3 separate regions of the Homo sapiens genome follow, and regions 1 and 2 are each linked to region 3. Evidence: chromatin loops called from intact Hi-C (ENCODE). Cell type or tissue: Caco-2. All regions are shown on one strand.

Region 1 (8,000 bases), 160 kb before region 3:
CTCCTCAAAGGTACTCACTAGATAGATTTTTTTTTCTTTCTGGAGCTTTTAAATTTGCATTTTGCATCTCTCTCTCTCTCTGTCTCTGTCTCTCTGTGTGTGTGTGTGTGTGTGTGTGCGCGCGCGCATATGTGTGTGTGTACTGTTAGAAATATTTACTGTATATCCATGTGCTCTTCCCAATTCCAGTTTCCTTGCAGCTCATATTGGCCTTGAGACTAGCTTAGGCCCATATACTATAAACAGAAGTGAGGCCAGGCACAGTGGCTCATGCCAGTAATCCCATCACTTTGGGAAGCTGAGGCAGGAGGATTGCTTGAGGCCAGGAGGTCAAAATCAGCCTGGGTAACATAGCAAGACCCTGTCTCTACCAAAAAATTTTTTAAATTAGTTGAGTGTGGTGGCATGCATCTGTAGTCCTAGCTACCTGGGAGGCTGAGGTGGGAGAATTTCTTGAGCCCAGGAGTTCAAGGTTACAGCGAGCAATGATTACACCACTGCACTCCAGCCTAGGCAACAGAGCGAGACCCTGTCTCAAAGAAGAAGTAATATTTGTCATTGCTGGGCTGATGCATAATGGTAAGAATGAGTTTTCCATGAGCCTTCTTACTTTCTTGTGAAGACTGAGGAGGCTCCATCTTCTAAATGTTACATATGCAATGTGATGGAAGCCTGGGTCCCTGAATGACTATATGGATTAGCATTCTTCTCTCATTGTGCATATGAGTGTTATATATGTACCATGAACAAACTATATCTTCCTTGTGTTTAATCACTGAGATTTCAGAATAAGCTAGTTACCACAGCAAAACCAATTATAACCTAATACATGAATCTGTACTTAGGATATTTTTAAAAAATTCAAAGGATTATAGTATATATATTGATCTGCAGCTTATTTTTTTCTCTTAACATTTCTAGACATCAGTCCTTGTCAGTACATATCAACTATCCTGATGTTATAAAGTCATACTCTCAGAACCATATTTTGACATGTTAATAACCATCCACTTAACAAAGAGTCTGACTAAATTTATTTATAAGGTAAATATTGAATATATACATGTCTGTAAGTATGCATCTGTAAACATTTGCCATTTAGTCATTTGTAAATGCATTTACAATAATTATGTATAATTTTGTATGTAAAGTAGTATAACATGACAGGTTCTGAGAGACTTGAAGAGCATTCTCATGAAGAAAAAAAGTTGAAAGACATTTTCTGGAGATTAAAAAAAATTAAGAAGCAGCAAAGAATGTGCCAAAAGGAAAAAGAAAAATAGCCACTTGTCTTTTAGGAAATGTCATAGAAAAGCATCAATTTGTTTATAGAGGATAAAATTTAGTATACCTAAATCTTAAAGTCAGGGGGCATAATAAAAGATGAAAACATAAATATGACAACTACAAAAATGACTGAAAGTATAGCTCATTTTAGTTTTCAAGAGATGATCAAACAATATTTTTACATTTTTAATGAAAATGTTAAGAGGTCAGAGTTCAATTAACCTAGCGATTTTATTCTTGAAGCAGACTCACAGGATAGGAAAACTACATTGAGCTTTTATTTCTATTTCTGTTCTATGAGGTTAGGGAAAGCTTCATCTTTTTTGGAACATTGCATATATATATTTTTTCTTTTTGTTGTTGTTATTTTTTAGCATCTTTGCTTTTCAGTTCCCCTTCATTAAGCTGTGAATGGTTGGAGCTCAATGTAAGATAAGACTAGCTCACAGAATCAATTCTGTGTGGATATTGTTGTGTTTTGGTTGTTCAACCTCATTGTCCTTTCCTAACAGTACCCTGATTTCCTTTCAGGGAACCCCATTTTATGCTGTCTTGGCAAGACAAAGAAAATCCAAGTTGTGCATGGCAGTAAAGGGGAGCCTGGAAGCATCTCTGGCAGTTCCTTTCTTTCCCAATTCTGAAGTGGGAAAAAGTGAGAAAGAAGAGAAAGTGGAAGTAATGATGAAACAAATGTGCAAAGACTGACCCTTACTGATGTGCATCAATGAAAGGAGGACAAAGCAGGCTTCTACCTCCTCTTCTTTTTGTATTTTCTTTCCTCTCTTCTCAGTTTTTCCTATTTCTATTTTTCTTTCTCTTCATAAGCTTTCTTCTCAGTTTTTACACTCCCACATTACATTTCATCTTGGTCTTTGTTTTTCTTCCAATCCTGTAATTTATTTGGTACCCAGGGGATATATCTCAGGAAATCTGTTACCCTATGTCTCTTTGCTGTCTAGTTATTTGACAATGTTTCCTTCTCTAATAAAGTTTTCTCCTTCTTTATGTTCCCTCTCATATGTTATCCCTTCATTATATTAAGATACTCAAAGAAAGGAAAATGCCTTGGCTGTCTTTTCCACCAACCAAGCTGGATGTAATTCCACTGTTTGCTGAGAAAAGAATTGCGTGTGACTCACAGGGTTTATCTTTGTCCGGACGCTCTGTTCATCACGGGTTATGTTGTTTGGCTGTGAAAGATGTATATTATGCCCAAATTATGTCATCTGCCCAAAGATTTGCAACAAAAGCTGGTCCTGGTACCTCCAACTTCTGCACATACTGATTGCTTTGTTTAGTTCTCTGCATCTAATTTTTATATTTTTAAATCCTCTCCACTGAATTTTAGCTGGAGCAGCACAACCCACCATAATTTAAACGGTTTTATCAATTGTGCACAAAAGGCCAAATAGCTCCAAGCACCTTGCAGCTCCCTCAACTGCGACCTCTATTCCTGTCTCTTATTCTTTCCCTACCACTACCCTTCTCCCCAGTACACTCTTCCTTATATTTTATAGTAACAGTACTGTTAGAAAAATAACACATAAAGGCAAATTCTACTGGAAATTGTAAACCACTGGCTGGCCATCAGACCAGTATCACTGGTATTATACAGACATCTATTATTTCCCAGCAGAGGAAACGGATGTTGTCAGAAGTTCTTATTCTGCACCCGCTATAAAGACAATGAGATTATACAAATGCATAGACTCAAGAAATATGATCAATGCCCTTGTGGTTTCTGTGATCGGTTTCTGTGATGAATGGCAAGCTGCTAAGAAGGATCATTTAAAGTGGAGGGAGGAAACCTCAGGGTTATATAAGATGGTGCTTTTTAAAGTCAGCTTTGAGTATTTCCTTGTGCGTTTCATGAATCTGATTATTAGCACTGCTCATGATGATATAGTGTGGCTATCTCAGAGAAATATTGGGGCACATTATTATTTGATTGAAATAAATGGGAAGAAAGAAAACTATACTCAAAATATCATTCTTTTTATACCAGAAAGAAGTTCAAGATGACCCGGTCCAACTCCCTTATTCTTCAATATAGAAGCTGAGTCTCAGAGAAATTAAAAGTCTTGCTCATGTCACATAAGCATTTCTAGACAAAATCTGCTCCAGGATCAAGATCTCTGGTCTCTAAGATTGGTGCCCTTGTCACCTCTTTGAAATTCATAAATATGTAATTTTTCTCTCATGCTAATTCTCGTGATAATTTTTGTATTTCTCTGCATCGCTAGGTCATTTTTGATAGTTGTAACAAATTCAACAAATATATATTCATTAACAATTTTCCTTTTTTTTTTTTCTGAGACAGAGTCTTGCTCTGTCACCGAGGCTGGAGTGCAGTGGCACAATCTTGGCTCACTGCAACCTCTGCCTCCCAGGTTCAAGCAATTGTCCTGCCTCAGCTTCACCAGTAGCTTGGATTACAGGTGCCTGCCACCATACCCAGTTAATTTTTGTATTTTTAGTAGAGATGAGGTTTCACCATGTTGGGCAGGCTGGTCTCAAACTCCTGACCTCAAGTGATCCGCCTGCCTCAGCCTCCCAAAGTGCTAGGATTACAGGCGTGAGGCCAACACCTTTACTTTTTAAAGCTTATATGCAAAGAATTATGCCTGTGTCTTGAATAGCAGTGGGGGTAGCACAGTTATGTTAGTTTTCTGTTGCTGCTATTACAAATAGTGAGAAACCAGGTGACTTAAAATCGTTCTTTTTTTTCTTTTTTTTTTTTTTATTATCTTACAGTTCTGCAGGTTAGAAATCTCACAATAGTGGTAAAAAGTTTTGGGATTTAGAGCTCACCTGGCTCAGTTTGAATGACAGCTGTGTGATTTTAGACAACTCACTTAACTATTCTGATTCAGTTTCCTTTCCGTAAAATGTGAGTATTGATAGTACCTGCCCCTTAGGGTTGCTGTGAAAATTATAGAAGTTGATTCACATTTTACATATAGAGCAGTGCCTGGTACATTGTAAGTGTGTGCGTGGGTGTATGTGTGTGTGTGAGAGAGAGAGAGAGAGACAGAGAGAGAAAGTCTTACTGCTATAATAGTTCTTACTCTAAAACTTGAACAACAGAATTCCTATTTGGGAGCTTACAGTTGAATTGTCAAGAAACAATATGAATCATCTGAGTATTTGAATGGTTTCAATAAGATGAGTGGGCTTGGTGTACAAGAGAAGGCAGGACTTTTTGAGCAGGGGGCAGCACAAGAAAGGCTTATATCCAAAAGGAAAGTTGAATCCAAATATGGTTTATCCAGCAAGCAAGCTGGACAAGTGTTGCAAATAGACCTAAACCCGTTTATTTGTTCACATGTGTCAAGGTCTTTCAGCAAACATGGTTAGCCCCTAATAATGAGAGCTGGGTGCAAGCTAGATGTTCCCTTCCCTGTGTATAAACTTTTCTGCCAAGTGGTACGTTCATGAGAGCAAGGCTCAAACCAATTTCTGCCACACTTCCAAAGGTTATTCACAAGTCTCTGTAATCCAATGGCCGACTCTGCTCTCTGTTGTTTCAGGTTCTCCAATATCATATATGAAAGGGTCAGTTGGAGACAGATGTGGCTATGATCTGAGGTAGCAGTAACCTAATTGCATCAGGCAGCAGGAATATCCACAATGTGCGCCTACACAAGACTGAATGACACCACTGTGGCAGCATCATTAGGCTCCTGGCTCACCAGATTCTTATGCCCCATCTTGGTAAGGGTGACAGCTCCTCTATAGCTTTTTAAATCTAATCCATCCTCTTCACCAATGTACAAATTATTTCCAATGTCTGTTATGCTGATTATGAATCTTCTGGTTATCTTTAGGTATACAGCCATGCACTGCATAAAGACATTTCGGTCACGATGCACCACATGTATGATGGTGGGCCCATATGATTATAATAGAGCTGAAAAATTCCTATTACCTAGTGATGTTATAACTACCATAATGTTATAGCACAATTATGGTATTTTTAAAATAAATGTAAGTAGACAGTGTTCATAAAGTTTACAGTGGTATACAGTAATGTCCTAGACCTCCACATTCACTCGCCACTCATTCACTGACTCACCCGGAGCAACTTCCAGTCCTGCAAGCTCCATTCATGGTAAGTGCCTAATGCAGGTCAACCATTTTTTATCTTTTATACTGTATTTTTACAGTATCTGTTCTATGTTTAGATGTGTTTAGATACACATCTAAGCACATGTGTTAGATACTTTCCATTGTGTTACAATTGCCTACAGTGTTCAGCAAAGTAACATGAGGTACAGATTTGTAGCCTAGGAGCAATAGCCTATATACTATATAGCCTAGGTATGTAGTAGGCTATATCACTCAGGTTTGATTGAGCCACACTCAATCATAGTGTTCTCTGGTTCTTTGTGCTTGTATATTTATTCTCTCATCCTAGATCGCCAATCTAGTCATCATAGCCTTGAGAAAATACCTGTAGTGGTTCCTCTCAAATTTTCATCAAAAATCTCTCCTCTGAGTTTTAGTCTTATATATTCAGTTACTTATTTTTCTCATGGCATATTCATAATCTCATATAGTCAATTATTTATTTTTCTCACAGCATACATGATATGATGTTTGCACAATGATGGAATCACCTACTGACAGAATGTAGTCCTGTCATTGAGACACGTGACTGTATTTTAATGATCTCCATCTTCTATGTAAGTCATTCCTCCCAGTGTCTTGGTCATGTGTTCCTGATTAAAAGAGGGAAAATGCCCTGATTGGATGAACTGAGTGTGTAGGTACGGCTTGTCAACTTTGAGGTTTACTTCACGGCATCTGGGTAGGTCATTTTTGGATGAACTCTCAATGTAAGTGTCTTTAGGTTCTTTTCCCTTGACTTGGTCAGGTTCCCAGGTATATTAAGGTTCTCTAGAGGGACAGAACTAATAAGATATATAAATATATGTATGTGTGTGTATATATATATATATCCTCCCAAATTTTCATCAAAAATCTTGTGTATATATACATATATACATACATGTACATATAAAATACATATATGTATATGTATATATGTATATAAATACATATATACGTATATATGTATATAAATACATATATACGTATATATATATGAATATATAGAGAGAGATATATAGGAGCTTATTAAGTATTAACTCACATAATCACAAGGTTCCACAATAGAGACTCTAGTTCTTTGTGTCTTATATTTATTCTTTCATCTTAGATCACCTGTCTACTCATCACAGCCTTAATAAAATAACCTGTGTTGGTTCCTCCCACATTTTCATCAAAAATCTCTCCTCTGAGTCTTCGTCTTAAATATTCGATTAGTTATTTTTCTCATAGCATATTCTATTTAATATAGTTATTTGCATATCTAATTGTATCCTCATTTTCTTCTTAGACTCTGAAGTCTATTAAGAAGAAACTGTGTCTATCTTCCTTACCATTGTTTACCTAGTATAGTACCTGTCACATGGTAGGAATTCAATAATGTTAATGTTAGTTCATGTTCACACTGCTATAAAGATACTACCTGAGACTGGGTAATTTATAAACAAAAGAGGTTTAATTGACTCACAGTTATGCATGGCTGGGGAAGCCTCAGGAAACTTACAATCATCTTGGAAGGCAAAGGAGAAGCAGGCACCTTCTTCACAAGGTGGCAGGAGAGAGAGAGCACAGGGGAAACTGCCACTTTAAAAACCATCAGCTCGCCGGGCGCGGTGGCTCACGCCTGTAATCTCAGCACTTTGGGAGGCCGAGGTGGGCGGATCACGAGGTCAGGAGATTGAGACTGTCCTGTCTAACACAGTGAAACCCCGTCTCTACTAAAAAATACAAAAAATTAGCCGGGCATGGTGGCGGGCGCCTGTAGTCCCAGCTACGCGGGAGGCTGAGGCAGGAGAATGGCGTGAACCCGGGAGGCGGAGCTTGCAGTGAGCCGAGATCGTGCCACTGCACTCCAGCCTGGGTGACAGAGCGAGACTCCGTCTCAAAAAAAACCATCAGCTCTCGTGAGAACTCCGTCACTATCATGAGAACAGCATGGGGGAACTGCCCTCACCATCCAAGCTCCTCCCATCAGGTCCCTTCCCTGACACCTGGGGATTACAATTCGAGATGAGATTTGGGTGGGGACACAGAGCCAAACCACATCAAATGTATACTGGATTAATGAATACACACACACATACACATACACACACACACACACACACACACACACACATGAATATGACTTAGATTTTGGCCCTATATTCTTCATTCTCCACCATATTATGCCCTTTTTCTAGGACTGAATTGAAGACTTTTCAGATCATTGATGACTTGTATAGATCACTGCCCTTGTTTTATTCCCCATCCCCGATATGTGCCCTTAATAAGGCTTTAGAGAAAAGATTCATCCAGATGGTAACATACGTTTAAAATCAGACAGCTGAGGAAAAAAGTCATCAATTATATTAGGGGAGTTGAGTGTTGAGTAAGAGCTTTTTCTAAAACATCCATTTGATTTGTGAAAAACTCCAAACTACCAGCACTTAATTTCTTGCTCCAAATCCCAAATTAAAAAAGAACCATGGTTCTCCTTTTTTCATGTTCTATAGCCTTCCACAGGGGAGAAAGCGCATCATGAGACTGATCAGGCACCACCTGATTATGGGTTCTTGCCTAGTTCTGGAGTCTACATTAACTCCTGACATCTTTATTTGTGG
Region 2 (8,000 bases), 73 kb before region 3:
TATATTTTATGCTCTATAGGACAGGAAGCATGTTTGATTGAAGTGTACCTAGGACACAGTACCTTGTACTGAGAGGCAGCTAATAAACTATACACCAAATAAATGGCGGGATTGGTAAATGGTAGAAGGTGAGGTGGGTTAGGGAAAGCTGGGGTCCATCATGAAAGGTTTTGGTTCTGAGTGGAAGATGCTTGTCTGGACCTAGTCCATGACAATGATCCATGCGAGGCTTCTTGATGAGGGTGTGGGAGGAATATTACCCTGGCAGCAGTGAGGAGCTTGGCTGGGAGTGAGAAGAAGCTAGAACCACATAAGAATTACGATGTGGCTGCCACAGTCCAGACTTAAGGCCGTGACAGTCAGGAGCAGGCCTATGGCTGTAGGAATGATAAAGAAATGAATGCATCCCAGAAATGCTGCTTGTGAAAGAATCAAGAGCACTTGATAGAAGAGAGTCAAAGATCATTTCTAGAGGGCTCATCCTTTCTTTCACAGATTCATTAATTTATTAATTCAGCAAACATTGATTGAGGTATAAGGCACTGGTATATAGCAGAGAATAAAACAGACATGCTCCTTGCCCTCCTGTAAGTAAGTAAGACAGATAGTAGATAAGTAAACAAACCAAAAGAAAGAGTGCTTAATATAATCAGCAAGGAATCAACTTCATGAATGAAATCCAATAATTCATGTAAAGCACTTGGTACAGTGCTTGCTTGGCATGTAGTAAAAGCTCAGTAAACATTATCAGGTTCCTCTCCTCCACCAATCATCTCATGAAAATAGAGGGATCTCCTGTTGTGTCTCATAGCCATTAAATGAATCACAATAATGGCTGCCATATATCAAGTGCCTATTACATACCAAGTTCTATATCATGGGCTTTGCATGTACTAGCTTCTTACAACAACCTTGTAAGATAGCTACAATTATTCTTTTTCAGATAAAGGAATGAGAAGCTAAAATAAGTTAATTTTCAAAAATTTCCAGGGCTAGTAAACAGAAAACCTTAGGCATGTTTATCTCACAAATTCTCTTCCCTTTCCATTGTCACAATATGTTTACTGTCAACTAGTGTTTACACCATCTGCTTTATGATGGATCTGATGGGCTCTTTAGACTTAGCTATCCACTCAGGTAACTGAAAGAATGTACAAGTAATAAGCAGCAAATTGAAGCAATTACATATGGCTCAGCTACCCACATCCAGGCATGGACAACTGTGTGGTCCTTCCTGACTTCCAATGTACATCTTTGAACTGAGAAGACATTTGAATAGAGTCATTCTGTGATTCTTTGAAGAAAGTGTTTATTTCTGTATGTTTGGAACTCTTAGACCATAGAGCATCTACAGTATTGTTTAAGTCAAATTGTGTGTGCCTACAGTGTTAGGACAAAGAGTGTAGGCTCTGTTGAAGTCCTGTCTTTAGTAGACTGTGAAATCAAACAGGTCACTTAATGCATTCTAAGCCACATTTAGTTATTTATAAAGTTGGAACAAATAGGATCATAACAGAAACAGTATTTCATAGGATGCATTTGGGATTTAATGAGTAAAAATGAAGTATATTCTTAGCTCCTGGCAATTTTGCATTTAGCAATATCTGGAGACATTTTTGGTTGTCACAACTTGGGGAGTGCTACTGGTGTCTCATGAGTAGAAACTAAAAATGCTGCTAAATATCCCACCTTGCAGGAGACAACTCCCTCAACAAAGAATTATCCAGTCCAAAGCATTACTAGTGCTACTAGTGCCAGGGTTGAGACACCCTGATGTATATCCTAGGAACACTTGGAAAATCCCCTTGGAAACACTCAGATGCATGATACCCAGATGAAAATACATCTAGGGTATTGACTAAATATTTCACTTTTCATCTAAATATTTTGAAGTCATGAAAAGAATATTTCCATTAGTCCATTTGGGATGTGGTGTGGGGTGGTAAATTTCTTTGTCAGTTGTTTAAGAGTTTCACAAAGCTGAATTTGCATCAGACTTTAAGCTCTGTTTCTTTCATTTCACGAGTGGCTCACATATAACATCACTTTGGGAATGGAGGTTTATTTGTTTTTTTGTAGTTTTGTGTAACTTAAAAGCATCTTGAATTATTAAACCAGTTATTTTCCAGGCCTGCAAATGTTTTCAGCATGTCGCCTTGTTTCCCTGAGTCAGCACATACTATTGTGTCTTGGAAGATCTCATTCAAAACCATTTCCTTAAGATGTTGCTATTTTTCTTTTGGATTATTATATTTGGGGTGCTCATTCTGACCAAAGAAGGCATGTTTCTCCCAGATCTCCTCATTCAAGGGCCTGTTGGGAATTCTGCTCAGGGTGAAAAGGGTACGGACCATAATTTCAGGCTAAAGAGAATCTTAAGGGGTCATTTAATATTTTCCCCTGATGCACTGGACTCTTGCTTACTTCTTACTTCCAGCCAGCAGCCAAACCATAAGGTAAATCTTCCAGCTCACATTTTATGAGACAATAAGAGTACTTTGAATTACAACTAAAAAACTCTTTTTCTGCTTCAGAGCCAAATGCTTTTACAAGAGGCAGAAAAAAAAAGAAAAAGAAAAAAAAACCCACTCAAGTCAAACTGATGAAAACCAGTCAAAATATATCCTTGTTGTGGCTGATACAGCGCTCCTGGCTGATCCCAAAACACAGAAGGCGTCTTCAGGCACCACTCTCCACACTGACTGAACTAGATTTCTGTGTCAACTGCTTGAAAGCTGCAGTCCTACACCACACATTTCCTGAGATTATTATTGAAAATTATCAGACCTGTTTTGTTCATTACCAGGAAGCTGAAAAATGACTTGCAAAAAGAGGCTGAAAGCTTTCTACAAGCCAGTACAGGCTGACTTTTAAGTAAAGCTCTTGAATCCATCATGCAGGGGCTAAAGCCTCAGGGAAGTTATCCTTCATAATAACTCCATGGAAATTTCTATTGAAATCTGTGGGCCCCCTAGGGATGGTTAGTCCCCCCTCCCATCTAAGTTTGTTCACTTAATATGCACTCATCTCATATGATTTGCTTTTAAGGAGCAAATGTGTTCATTCTTAATTTTTATTTTAAACAATATTTACTCATGCAGAAGCAAGAGAAAGAGATTTTCCCTCTTGATGTCAAGAAATCTGAATTCTGCTTAAGGAAATCATGCAATTATACCCTGTGAGAACCGAGAAGGACCTAGCTCATCATCCAACTGAGTTTCGTAGACCCAGAGAGGCTCCTAAGAGACCCAAACTAATTATGCCTGAATGGGGAATAACGGAGCCCAGCCAAAGATCTTTGTGCTGTAATACACATGGCACCCGAGGTCTTACTGATGTTAATTGTTCTCTTTGTTGTTTTCATCTGAGACTAGACTGTCCTGCTCTTATTTCTCCCGATATTCCTAACAGTTCATTAATAATCCCTGTCCCCTTCTCACCCATCTGACTTTGAAGAACCTGAATTCATCTAGGCTTTGATTAGTGGTAATTATTTACCTGTCAGACTCCAGCTGGAGTACATCACCAAAGCTGAGTCACATAGCTTTGCTTCCAGTGACTGCTTTCAAACAATTAAATCAGAGAACCACCTGTGTAAATATGTAATATTTGGCGATAAGAAAATGATTAGGCGATGGAGCCTGAGCTGAACTCGTGAAAAATACTGAATATTTCTCCCTCGGGCTTTTAACACATGCTTTTAAGCATTTCTGATCTCAAGAACAAGGTTAGGTTATTTTCCCACCCTTCCTACCCCTTGTTTGTTTGGAAAATGTAGCTAATATCTCTAGATTTCGTTCGTTTGAAAGCATTAAAATTTTAAGGGAATCATCTCATGTGGAAGCTGAAAGAGAGGTTGAAATAGGGTGAAACACTAACCAGTAATTTTCTTTTTCAAAGCCAAAATGTCGATCTCAACAGATAAACCGACAATGGAAACTCATTTTGGACAATGATATCTGTCCTTATTTGTATTTAGGATTTCTATGGTGGGATTGCAATGGTAGGATCATGGAAGGAGCAAGAGCTGTTGTAGTCAGATAAACCAGGGATTTGAATCATCACTTTAGCACCTAGCAGCTATGTGACCTTTAGCACATTTTGAGCCTAGGTTCCAAATCTTAAAAAACAAACAAAAAAAGGACATAATTCCTAACCTTATCTACCATGCCATGCCACATGTAAAGTACTGAGCTCTCTGCCTGCTAAGCAAACATCCACTCTGCCCCCACTCCAGAATAATAGACCAGAAAAATCTGTCCTCTTTAGCAAGCCACAGTCTTCAATCATTGCTGATTTTTAAAAGTTGCTTTTTGGTGGAGAACAATAAGCAATAAGTGATACCACCAGAAAGCAATTCTAAAATTTCCTTCTTTACTGTCAAACAGTACCCTGCCCTACGTTTGGCATTTGTTCCTTCTTTAACAGAAATTCGTGTAGACTAACCATAGAAAAGATCTTTTCAGTTCTATAGTTGGACATCGAAAAATACCATACCTGACTATCAGTTGCTTAGGTGTTTTTGCTGTTTCAATCCGAAATTTTTTGGCAGAAGGGCATTCTCTGGGTGGGACTTTAGGGACCCACTCCTGTTGTATTCCATTTGCATTTATGGGTCATCACTTGATGCAAAGCTCAAAGCCCTGCTTCCTTACTTCCTAAACTCTGTGATCTTGGACAAGTTATTCTTTGTGCTTCGGTTTCTTCAACTGCAAAATAGAAATGGAAATAACTAATGAGTAGGATTATTCAGAGAAGTCAGTGGGTTATACGGAAAGGACTTAGAATAGTGATTTGAACAGAGACAACAGTCAATTTTATTCTTTTGTTTGTTTTTTTTTTTTACATTTTGGATGCAGGCGGTACATGTGCTTGTTTGTTACATGAGTATATTGCATATTGGTGGGGATTGGGCTTCTAGTGTATCCATTACCCAAATAGCGAATATTGTACCAGGTAGGTATTTTTTCAACCCTCACCCCTAACCTTCCTCACTTTTTGAGTCCCCAGTGTTTATTATTTCCATCTTTATGTCCATAGGTACTCATTGTTTAGCTCCTATTTATAAGTGAGAACATGCGGTATTTGGTTTTCTGTTTCTGAGTTAGTTCAGTTAGGATAATGGCCTCCAGCACCATCTATGTTGCTACAAAGAGCAGGATTTCATTCTTTTTTATGGTTGCATAGTATTCTATTTTATATATATTTATATCATATAAAATAGGGTATGTGTGTATGTATGTACATATATATATATACACGCACACATACATACACACATACCCTATTTTCTTTATCTAGTCAACCATTGATGAACACATAGGTTGTTTGCTATTATAAGTAATGCTGTGATGAACATACAAGTTCAGGTGTCTTTTTGATATAATAATTTCTTTACCTTTGGGTAGATACCCAGTAGTGGGATTGCTGCATCAAATAGTAGTTCTATTTTTAGTTCTTTGAGAAATCTCCATACTGTTTTCCATAGAGGTTGAACTAATTTACATTCCCACCAGCAATGTATATGTGTAACCTTTTCTCCATATCCATGCCAACATTGACAACAACAAATAAACGTTAGTTGTAGTTGTGGTTGCTATTATTACTGGGACAAATGTAGGCAGCTAACAAGAGTTGGTGTCATGGAAAGAGCTAGTGTACACAGCACAGTATTCAAACTCCCAGTCTTCCCAAGTCAAAAAAGTCACTGCTAAAAATGTTATCCTCTTTCATAAAAGTCATTTGCAGTTTCACTTAGTTTTAATGCAATGTTCTATTTGGGGTTTCTAAATATGACAGTGAAAAGTGAGAAAGACTTCTATGAAATATTACTGTTATTTCTACAGGCAGGTGCAATTGCATTTGGACCTTGACTCCAAAATTAATCACTGACTTCAAGTTGACACACTCGTGAGGGAGTAAACAGCAAAAAGTTATAAAAAGTTGGATTTATTTACCATCACTTTTTAAATGAATATTTTGAACAGCAGTATACGAGGTTTGAGGATATAAACCTGTCTCCTGCTGACTTGAGCATCTAAGTTGCCCACAATTACCTGATTGTTTTGTCACTTTGATGGTACCTTCTATTTTTGGTGAGCACTTTGCTTGTTTTTAGATAGGTTTTACTAGTGTAAAACAAACATCCTAAACACCCCCAAATTTTCTGAGGCCAAAAGATATACATTAAGTTGTGACAGGAGAGCTAATACAGATTCGTAGGAGGCTGTGAAAGGAGTTTTAAATGCAAAATATTAAGAAGGATCACTCTTTTTGGAGTGCATCATTTCACCTTCTAATCTTTTAAGGAAACTGATCAGTACTAAATGAAAAGATGTGGTGGGATGAGTTGCTTCGGAATAGAAAAAGCACTTTAAATGATTAGGCTTCCTACATACCTTAAAATAAATTTACTCTGAAATTCCCATTAGATCCCTTTGAATTCACAGGGCAATATGGTCTCCTTGTTTTGTTTAACAGCTATACATTCCCAAGGGTGTTAACGACTCATCGTGCTGGAGTTGAGCTCTAATATTCTTCTTCTCTGAGGCCTTATCACTTATACAGAGTCTGTTGATTAACTGTGTATAACAATATTCCAATTGTCCAATTGAATAGGCTGTATTATATGAATCTCAATAATAACACCATAAAATCTAAGCAGAGAAAGAGAGGGTGCACTGATAAATGTAAGTGCATGCACTGAATTTCTGAAATGTATTTTCTCATTTGGCACTTTCAATGCCACAGTTTAAACACCGAAATGTTCTTTCTGTACATTTATCAATGTATAATTCTTTACATTTGGGATGCTTTCATAAACATTGGTCCATTTTGTAGGAAATTGAAGAAATCATTCTAATTCCACATTTTGGACACTTTATAATTAACCTAAAATTTTTTCATCTGGTTTAAATATTCTGCCAACTCCTCTTGCACCTTACTTCCTGGTCAATTCCCACATAAATTTCTGCAGCTGCAAACTGCCAGGCTGCTATTGATTCTATGTCTCCTTGCTAAAGGTTACTAACTTCATCAACAGTAATGCTATAAATTACATCTGTTAAGATTCTCTTATTCCTTGCTGCTAGGTCACAAGGTACCTTTGGTTTCTGGCTGCTTAATGTTGTTGACATTCATTTTGTCCATCATTCTACAAAGACTATAGAACTGAATTATTGTTGGATACTATTACCAAGTTGACACACTTTCAGCTTCTGGACCATGAGCTGGAACCAAAAATCTGACGTTTTTGGCAACAAATCCCACAGTGTATTATCTTTGGTCCAAAAAGCTTTCAAATAATGAAAGCATGACTACAGCTGTTCAATCTTATTCCAAGTTTCTTTCTGCCTTCCTTCACCCATGCACCCATGACATTCGGATGCACAGACTTGGGATAACATTCTTAGTTTTTATTCAGAAGAAAAAAATAGAGTTGTTAGAGATCTGTGTAAGCAAAAATTAAATGAAGCATCATGGCATTAATGTGAGAAGATTATAGATAGATTCGTAGATCTCAATTCGTATGCTACAAACTTTTCACAGGTTTGCCACCTAGTTGGGAACAGTCTGTGCAGTTTTCTTTTTGTACCTCTGAGGTTATTCACTGTCATGACAACTGTCACTAATTTTGTTTGTCTGAGATGGTCATGAAGCATGGTGGTGGTAGTGGGGCTGAAACTAGGAGTAGGAAAGGAGAGACAGCATAACACAAATCTGAAAAGAAAAATTGAAAACATGCGTGACATGAAAGATGTGCGGGTGGAAGTCTGTAGTATCTTTTCCCTAGAAGGGTATAAATATGCACACCTTATTAACTTTATTGAAGTATAATTTACATGAGACAAAATCAATGTATCTATTTTAAGTGTCCAGTTTAAGTTTTGATATATGCATACATATGTATAATGATCACCAAAATCAAGACACATAAAATTCCCAATTCACTAAAATATTACCTTCTGTTTCTGCCCAGGCAACCTCCCACCCTAACCCCA
Region 3 (8,000 bases):
TAGCACCTGGGGTTCCACCATTCCTTGGTGAAAGAGCAACGCTCTTAGGGAGCTGAGGGCAATGAACTTCCAGAAACCTTGCATTTTTCTGACATTTGGAATGGTATAGCTCTTAGGAACTGCATCTTCACATCTGTCTGCTATCACCACTAAAGAAAGAAATGTCAAAGCCATGTAAAAGAAAATTTAGGATGTGTAAGACAGAATGCATCACAGGGAAAACTGAGCAGGTCAACCAGGCCGCCTACAGGTGTGAGCACCGAGACTCAGCATCCTTGTCTCAGGGAGTGATGCAGGGTGACTTCTTCAAGTCAGGGCTGGCTGGCTTTGTGCAAGGGTGAAAGGAACATAATCTATACCTTTGGGGTTGGCTTGGGGGCTGTGCATCTCCACTCAGCAGCCCTCAGCCTCCCCATACTCTTTGTCAGTCCAAGAAAGAATGGAAGCTTTGTGGTCATCAAAAGGGCAGGGGCTAAGGAGCTGGAGGAATGGAGTTTAAATCCTGGTCCCATCACTTACTAACTGATATTGAACAATCTCAGTTTTTTAAAAAATTATTTTTATAGACACACAGTCTCCCTCTGTCACCCAGTCTTGGGTGCAGTGGCACAGTCATAGCTCACCACAACCTCAAACTGCTAGGCTCAAGCAATTGCCCTGCCTTGGCCTCCAGGATAGCTGGGACTATAGGTGCGTGCCAGCATGTTTGGCCAATATTTTAATTTTTTGTAGAGATGGGGTCTTGCTATGTTACCCAGGCTGGTCTCAAACTCCTGGCTTCAAATTATACCCCTGCCTTAGCCTCCCAAAGTGCCTGGATTACAGGCATGAGCCACTGTGCCCAACTTGGACAATCTTTTTTATTCTTGCTGAGTCTCAATTTCCTTATCTGAAAAATGAAGATTACTTTATTCTTATAGGGTTCAATTAGAAATTATGGATAAAGTGCTTAGCACAGCCCCTGAGACATAGTAGGTGCTTAATCAATAGTAGTTTTATTCACTCACTCATCCATCCAATCATTTTAAGGAGGCAGCCCGAACGTGGCATGGCATAGCATAGCATAAAGACCTCTTACAAGTCTTCCCTTCTTTCTGCAAATGTGACTTTATCATCAAGGCCTGTTCAGACCACTTTGTTTGAATTGGAAACTTGCATCACAGATGCCATGTCCACAGTCTCCCACCCACTCCCCATCCTTTTTGCACTGCCCTTTTTTTTTCCCTATAGCACTATCTCTCTCTCTTTTTTTTTTTTCTTTTTTTTTTTGAGACAGAGTTTTGCTCTTGTTGCCCAGGCTGGAGTGCAATGGTGCCATCTCGGCTCACTGCAACCTCCACCTCTTGGGTTCAAGCAATTATCCTGCCTCAGCCTCCCAAGTAGCTGGGATTACAAGCATGTGCCACTACGCCTGGCTAATTTTGTATTTTTAGTAGAGACGGGGTTTCTCCATGTTGGTCAGGCTGGTCTCGAACTCCCAACCTCAGGTGATCCGCCCGCCTCGGCCTCCCAAAGTGCTGGGATTACAGGCGTGAGCCACTGTGCCTGACCTAGCACTATCACTTTCTAACAGATCACAGAACTTAGATTTGGCCTGTCTCCTGACAGAATCTAAGTCCCACAAGAACATGCGTCTTTGTAATATATTCCTTGCAATAAGGAAAAAAAACCAAAAAACAAAACATGGTACATACAAGGTGCCCAATAAATACCACTTGAATGTGCTAAGGAAGGCTCTGAAATCTTTGATTAAACCTGGTTCCAATGCGGTCTTGCCTCATACAGATGTTTGTAACATTTGGCATATTACTCTTCACCTCACTTTTCTCCCCTGATGATACTGATCACCATGATTTCAATCCCTTGGAGCCCAGAGAACTAAATGAGATAATGTCTGTAAAGCACTAGAAATAGCATCTGGGGCCTAATAACTGCTAACTAAATGAAAGCTATTAAAATGAAAACTTTCATATTTCTTGATTTTCATGCTAGTGTAGACACACAAGCACTCATCCAGTCATTCCCAGAAACATTCACCCCTAGTCTTATTCTGAACTCCCTTCCCCAATGTGTGTTAAGCAGCCAATAATGTGAATTCCACCTCCCTTCTGCGCCCCTCCAGTCACCCATTTCCTGAGAATCACAGACAGCATGATGGCCAATGAGGAAATCCAGAGATTATCACAGATATTTGGCCCCATCATGATTGACTAGTGCTGGGATCCAGACAGTGTTACTGCTCAGAAGTTTATCATCAGCAAATCATAGGACTCCTATGGCTCTATCTTGCAGTGGAAGCCAACACCATGGTGACTGCCTTCAAGGAGTTTATCAACCAAAATTTTCTCAAGAGTAGAACAAGGCCAACAACCATCTTAGTCTGCAAATGTATGTGTGTGTGTGTGTGTGCATGGACTACATCAGTGGAGACTGAGGGTGTGCAAGAGCCAGACAGGTCTCAAGTTCATTCTAGCTGACAGAGACAGAGAGAGCCTGCAATTTCTTCCTAGATCCTGCCCCCTAATATAAAAACTTTAAGGCAGAAAAACACAATGAATTACAAACAAGTGCTGTAGACTAAGTTCAAATTTCAGCTCTGTTGTGTGTCTTTGGGTAAAACACCCGGCCTCTCTGAAGATTAATTAATAAATTAGAGACAGGGTCTCACTGTGTTACCCAGGCTAGAGTGCACTGGCATGATCATAGTTCACTGCATCCTCAAACTCCTGGGCTTAAGCGATCCTCCCACCTCAGCCTCCTGAGTAGTTGGGGCTACAGGCATGCACCACCAAAGCCTGGCTAGTTTTATTATTTTTTATTTTCTAGAGATGGAGTCTTTCTCTGTTGGCAAGGCTGGTATTGAACTTCTGGCCTCAAGTGATCCTCCCACCTTAGCCTCCAGAGTGGCTGGGATTACAGGCATCAGCCACAGCACCTGGCCTGAAAATAATTATAACAGGCAACATGTGTTGCATACTTACTACATGCCAGGTGCTTTACATATATTGGTCATTTGTTCAGCCATTTGTTCAACCAATATTTATGGAGTGCCGGCTTCACACCAGGTGCTGTGGATACTGCAATGAACAGGACAGCCCAACTTCCTATCTTATTGAGCTTTAGTAGTGGAGACAGAAAGCAAGTAATCCGTTGCACAACTCTTTAATCATAATTAGATATGTATTCATTAAAGAACCTGTATTAAGCCTCATACTACTTAATCAATGAATTGTGATCACTGTCACAAAGCAGGAGTATATGAGGTGTTCTCTGAAAATGTATCCTGGGAGGGTGGGTGGCTCGACTGGTCTGAAAGCTCAGTCAAGCCTTTTTAGAAGAAATAACATTTTAATTATAAAATTGAAGGGTGAAGAGGGTTAGCTGTGTAGTCCCATTTTGCAGATAAAGAAACTGAAGGTTAGAGAAGTCATATTACTTGTTCATAAAACCACAGTTAGCATTTGATGGATTTCAAATTTGGAGGCTGGTTTTTCTAATTCAAATCTGTGGTTCTTTCTATCAGGTTAGTATGTGTCAAATTTAACACCAACGATTTCTGCAAAATCTGCATGCTAGGGTTCCTTCAAGAGATTCTGATTCAGGTCGAGGGTAGTGGCTCTTGCCTATAATCCCAGTACTTTGAGAGGCTGAAGGGGGAGGATCACTTGAGGCTAGGGGTTTGAGACCAGCCTGGGCAACATAGCAAGACCCTATCTCTACAATTTTTTTTTTTTTTTAAATAGCAGGCCTTGGTGGCACACACCTGTAATCCCAGCTACTCAGGAAGAGGGGACAGGAAGATTACTTGAGCTCAGGAGTTGGAGGCTGCAGTGAGCTATGGGCATGCCACTGCACTCCAGCCTGGGCAACACAGTGAGATCTTGTCTGTATTTAAAAAGAGAGATTCTGACTCAGTAGGTCCAGGGAAATAAGGAAAGTGAAGGCATATTTAAAAGAGCTTCCCAAGTGATTGGGATGCAAAACTCTAATAATACCACTGTCTAGGTCTTTCTGCGTCTCTACCCCAGGACTTAGTGGCAGCATAATATTTTGCAAGAAAACACCACTGGGAATGAAGGCTCCACCCTATCACTAACGGTCTGTGTGATCTAAAGGAAGTTTCACATTCTCTGGTCCTCAGTCTCTCCACAAGAATATGAGTCCGTCAGTACTTCCCAGTCCTTACTGTACGTTAGAATCAACTGGAAAGCTTAAAAAAAAAAATTCCTGTGCCCCACTTCCAAATAACTGCAAATAACTGCTCCAGAATCTCTGGGGAAAGGACCCAGGCAGAGATATTTACTAGAAGTTTCCATTTGATTTAGCACTAGATGATCTCAGAGGTCCCCTCTGACTTGGAAATCCTCTGCGTCTACAAAATCCTTCATCCCCTCCTGCCTGGAGAATCGAGAATGAGGGAGACATGACGGAAGCTCAGCTTAGGGGGTGGGGAATGGGGGAGCAATGCATTGCCAAGACCTGCTGCTCCACGCTGGCAGTGTCTTTGTGAAAGTAGTAACCTTTTTTTTCTGACTGATTTATGTGACAGTTGGAAAGCAGTCCCCAGAACAGCCTGTTCCTCCCCTCAGTGCTATTAACATAAATATGTGCATGGGGCCTTCAGCTCCTGCTTCTCTCTGTGTACAGGAGGCTTAAGGGGCCTTGAAAGCCGGAGGCCAAAGAGAAATCAGAGGAGAGGAAGTGTTGTTAGAGGCACAAGAATGAAAAGGGGAAAAGGACAGGACGTTGCTAAGAGACAATGTCAAGCTGGGCCATGGGATTAACAGCCAGTATCAAAGCAAGTACTTAATGGTATGTTCTTCTAGTAGGGCCTTTTCCAAGCACGAGCGAAGGGTGAGATTATCAAAGTAATTCCATTCCAAATTGGGCGTAAAAGGCCCCTTTCCTTCTTGGGTAGGACCAAAATGTTAAGCGAAAATAAAGAGATTTGTTTAAAAAATTATATCTTCCAGCTTGGGGTAAACTGGATTCTTCACTGTGGAATTTCTCTGGGTCTTTAATATGCTAATAAGCATTGAGAGTCACTGAGAGTAAGTCGGAATTTGCACACATGCTGAAATAATTTGCAACCTTTTTATTTAGAGGGCTCAAGTGTTTTCCAAGACATATTTGGGAAGCCCAGGTATAAAAAACAACTAATATAATATTTAATATTACTGTGCTAATTGTCTGACATGAATTATTTCATTTAATCTAAATGACGATCCTATGAGTGAGGTTCTTTTGTTTCCTTCTTTGCACAGATGGAGAAATTAAGGCATTGAAAAGTCACTTGCCCCAGATGACACAGCTAGTGGACAGTCGAGGAAATGTGGGCTCTGGAGTTGAATCACGATCTAGATTCAAATCTTGGTCCTGCCATTTGCTGGAGGGACATGTTTAGGCAAGTTAACTAACCGCTCTGAGCCTCGGTTTCCTAACTGCAAAGTGGAGAGAATAAAATGTACCTTGGAGAGTTGCTGCAATTAGCAATAATGTATATAAAGCATATAGTAAATATCCCATAAATAGTTATAGATATCATCATTGTCATCTTTTCTTTAATGTTCAAAAAGGGAGTTTATAGTGGTATCCAGAAAAGAACATACGTTTTGATTAAATAATGAAAAAAAATCAGCAGTAGAATTAGACATGTATCACTCTTGCTGTTTTGGGTGCCAAACCTGCTTCTTCTCAATCACCAGCTGGCATTGAAGCATTCTCCTTTGGGTCATATAAATGGGGATGTGGCAGGCTTGGGGGCCTCATGGGGTGGAGTTGTGATTGGGACCAGGGGTTTGCGGAGGAATTGTTGGCTTCTATCTGGCTGACCATCAGAGTCCTTGAGGAGCTTGTTAAAACATATTCCTAAGCCCTGGCCATTGTGCTTCTGAGTCCACGGGTCTGTGACGGCTCCTGGGAATATGTAGCTTGTGAGAACTTCCAGCTGATTCTGAATATTGGCCTGCTTTTAAAACCACTGGACCTGATGAAGACTTGGAAAACCTTCCTGCTCAGTTACCCTGTGAGGACTCAGAGGAGCCTGCTATGGTTATTTTCAGAGTCCAGAGAGTCTGCGGCCTTTCTTTGAGCAAGAATCCAATATCATGGCAATTGAGAAACACATTTTGTCTATGCTTTGTGGTTAGTACAGTGGCCTGGGTAGGTGAAATAAAGGACCGTGTGAGAAGTGGTTCGTTAATGATAATAGCATAGTCTTGGGCACCAAACAGGCCTGGGTTCAAATCCCAGCTCTGGGTAAGGGAGGGAGATATGCTACTGTTCAGTTAGGACAGTGGCAATAGCATAAGGAGCATAGCGGGTGCGTGCCCACCCTGGAAAGCCATGATGTTATGAATTGTTACTGTCTGTGCTGTCACCTTCATGATACAAATGAGAAGCCCAGCAGTATCTTGAATTACATTTTAGTAACTGTTTTCAAGACAACAGGAAATAAAAACATTTCTGTATTCTTATAGATGGACATATTTTCTTTTCTTGAATAAAATGCAAGTGAGTAGTATATTAGTCGTTGGCTTTAAATTAATCTTGATTTCACTATCGACTAGACCAAAAATTCACTAAGATATTTCATTTTTTTTCTTTAAGTCATGATTTCAAGCCTCCTAAATATTTATACCAGCCTTTTCTTCTTGGGGAGAAAGAGAGAGGGCTAACCTTGGCCACTGTTGTCAGCTTATAGTTTTAACATACTCCTTGAAATATTTCATACTTGGAAATTAAATTCTTCTTTAAAATATCACTATAATAAAGTATGTTCTGAGAAAAAAATCAATCTCAGCACTTCCTTTTGCTAGCTGTGCCATCAGAGGCAATATTCTTAAACTCTCTAAACCTTAGTTTCTTCATTTCTAATTCAAGAATAACTCTGTTCCCAATTTTAATAGGTTTCTAGAAGGATTAAGTAAGATAACCCAAATCAAGTACTGGTAAAAGGCCTGGCACATAATAAAGGCTTAATAAACCATTGCAGTCATTATCATTTTGTCCAAATTCAGTTTACTTACAATATGTATGTCTGTGGACAAATCACTGTGCCCTCCTGTGTGTCATTTTCCTCATTTGGGAAATAGGAATAAGGATACCTAACCATAGTGTTGTTGTAAACATTAGATGAGAAATTACTACATGTAAAACACCTAGCACCACGCTTGACGTACCAAAAGTATTTAACAAATGCTAGCTGATGTTGTTTTTAAGACTGACAGGTGTTCTTTGTACTTGGGTCTCGTAAGTCATTCATTCATTTGAAAACACATGTCAGGAACCTCCAATATGAAAGAAAGCACTTGATATAAATTCTTCATGCATTTGGCCACCCTAAAAACACAGTGCCTTAAACGTATGATGTTACCTCTCTGCTTTTAGGAGGGCATCCCAGGAGAAGGCAGAGTCCAGGAGGCGGATGTTGGGAAGCAAATCCTGAACTCATCAAGTCCCATAGCCCCTTTGTCTATGGACCTTCTGCCAGCATCTTCTGTAAGGTACGTTCTTTTACCCATGGTTGAGTACCACTGTGCACCATGCTAGGTACTAAGAACAGATTGATAAACTAATAGGCATGATCTCTGCCCTCATGGAGGTTCTAGGTAAGAGAAAGGACTCCCCTTTTCTTGGAGTGCAGAGGCTGGAAGTTAAGAGGTATATTCGGCAGAGGCCAGACAGGTGAGTGAAAATGACATGTTTAAAGAACTGAAAGAAAGTAACTATGGCTGAAACATGACAGGAGAGAGGGGATGCGGAGAGAAGAGATTGGAGAGGTAAATGTAGGTCCCATATGCAGGGTCTTCAAAGCAAAGGACACTGAGAACCCATTGCAAGGTTTTGAGCAGAAGGTGGCATAATCAGATTTGGGTTTTAGAAAGACTACTCTGGCTGCCTTGTGGGGAAGAAAAAAATGTATGTATGGAATGGGATAGAGGAGGGGTACTTAAGTTTTATTATGTCTGATGGCACAATAATTGATCCATCATCTTGGG

What was found. Peaks named below come from ENCODE experiments on the same cell type or tissue, not always from the same donor. Only the 100,000 strongest peaks of a DNase experiment are listed, where the experiment ranks them.
Region 1: a loop joins it to region 3, with 2.2 times the contacts of the local background. A loop is called at or near these places in 1 of 110 quality-filtered maps.
Region 2: a loop joins it to region 3, with 11 times the contacts of the local background. A loop is called at or near these places in 1 of 110 quality-filtered maps.

The regions. Positions count from the first base shown.
Region 1 is chr3:65,101,844-65,109,843 of GRCh38, reverse strand. It overlaps LOC107986017 (a long non-coding RNA gene), which reads left to right and starts at 4,048. Exons shown (of 3, transcript XR_001740438.2): 1 at 4,048-4,177; 2 at 4,818-5,398; 3 at 5,870-6,165. LOC105377125 (a long non-coding RNA gene) reads left to right here. Exons shown (of 3, transcript XR_940925.3): 2 at 922-1,044; 3 at 1,819-2,292. In Caco-2, no CTCF peak of the experiment used is centred here; no DNase peak of the experiment used is centred here.
Region 2 is chr3:65,015,150-65,023,149 of GRCh38, reverse strand. No RefSeq gene overlaps it. Among named protein-coding and RNA genes, the nearest start is that of LINC02040, 160 kb to the left of the region's middle. In Caco-2, no CTCF peak of the experiment used is centred here; DNase peaks (open chromatin) are centred at 3,549 and 4,159.
Region 3 is chr3:64,942,009-64,950,008 of GRCh38, reverse strand. All of the region lies in intron 4 of ADAMTS9-AS2 (ADAMTS9 antisense RNA 2), which reads right to left. LOC105377124 (a long non-coding RNA gene) reads left to right here. Exons shown (of 3, transcript XR_007095948.1): 2 at 7,390-7,505. Among named protein-coding and RNA genes, the nearest start is that of LINC02040, 230 kb to the left of the region's middle. RefSeq lists an enhancer at 4,350-5,222. In Caco-2, no CTCF peak of the experiment used is centred here; a DNase peak (open chromatin) is centred at 4,668.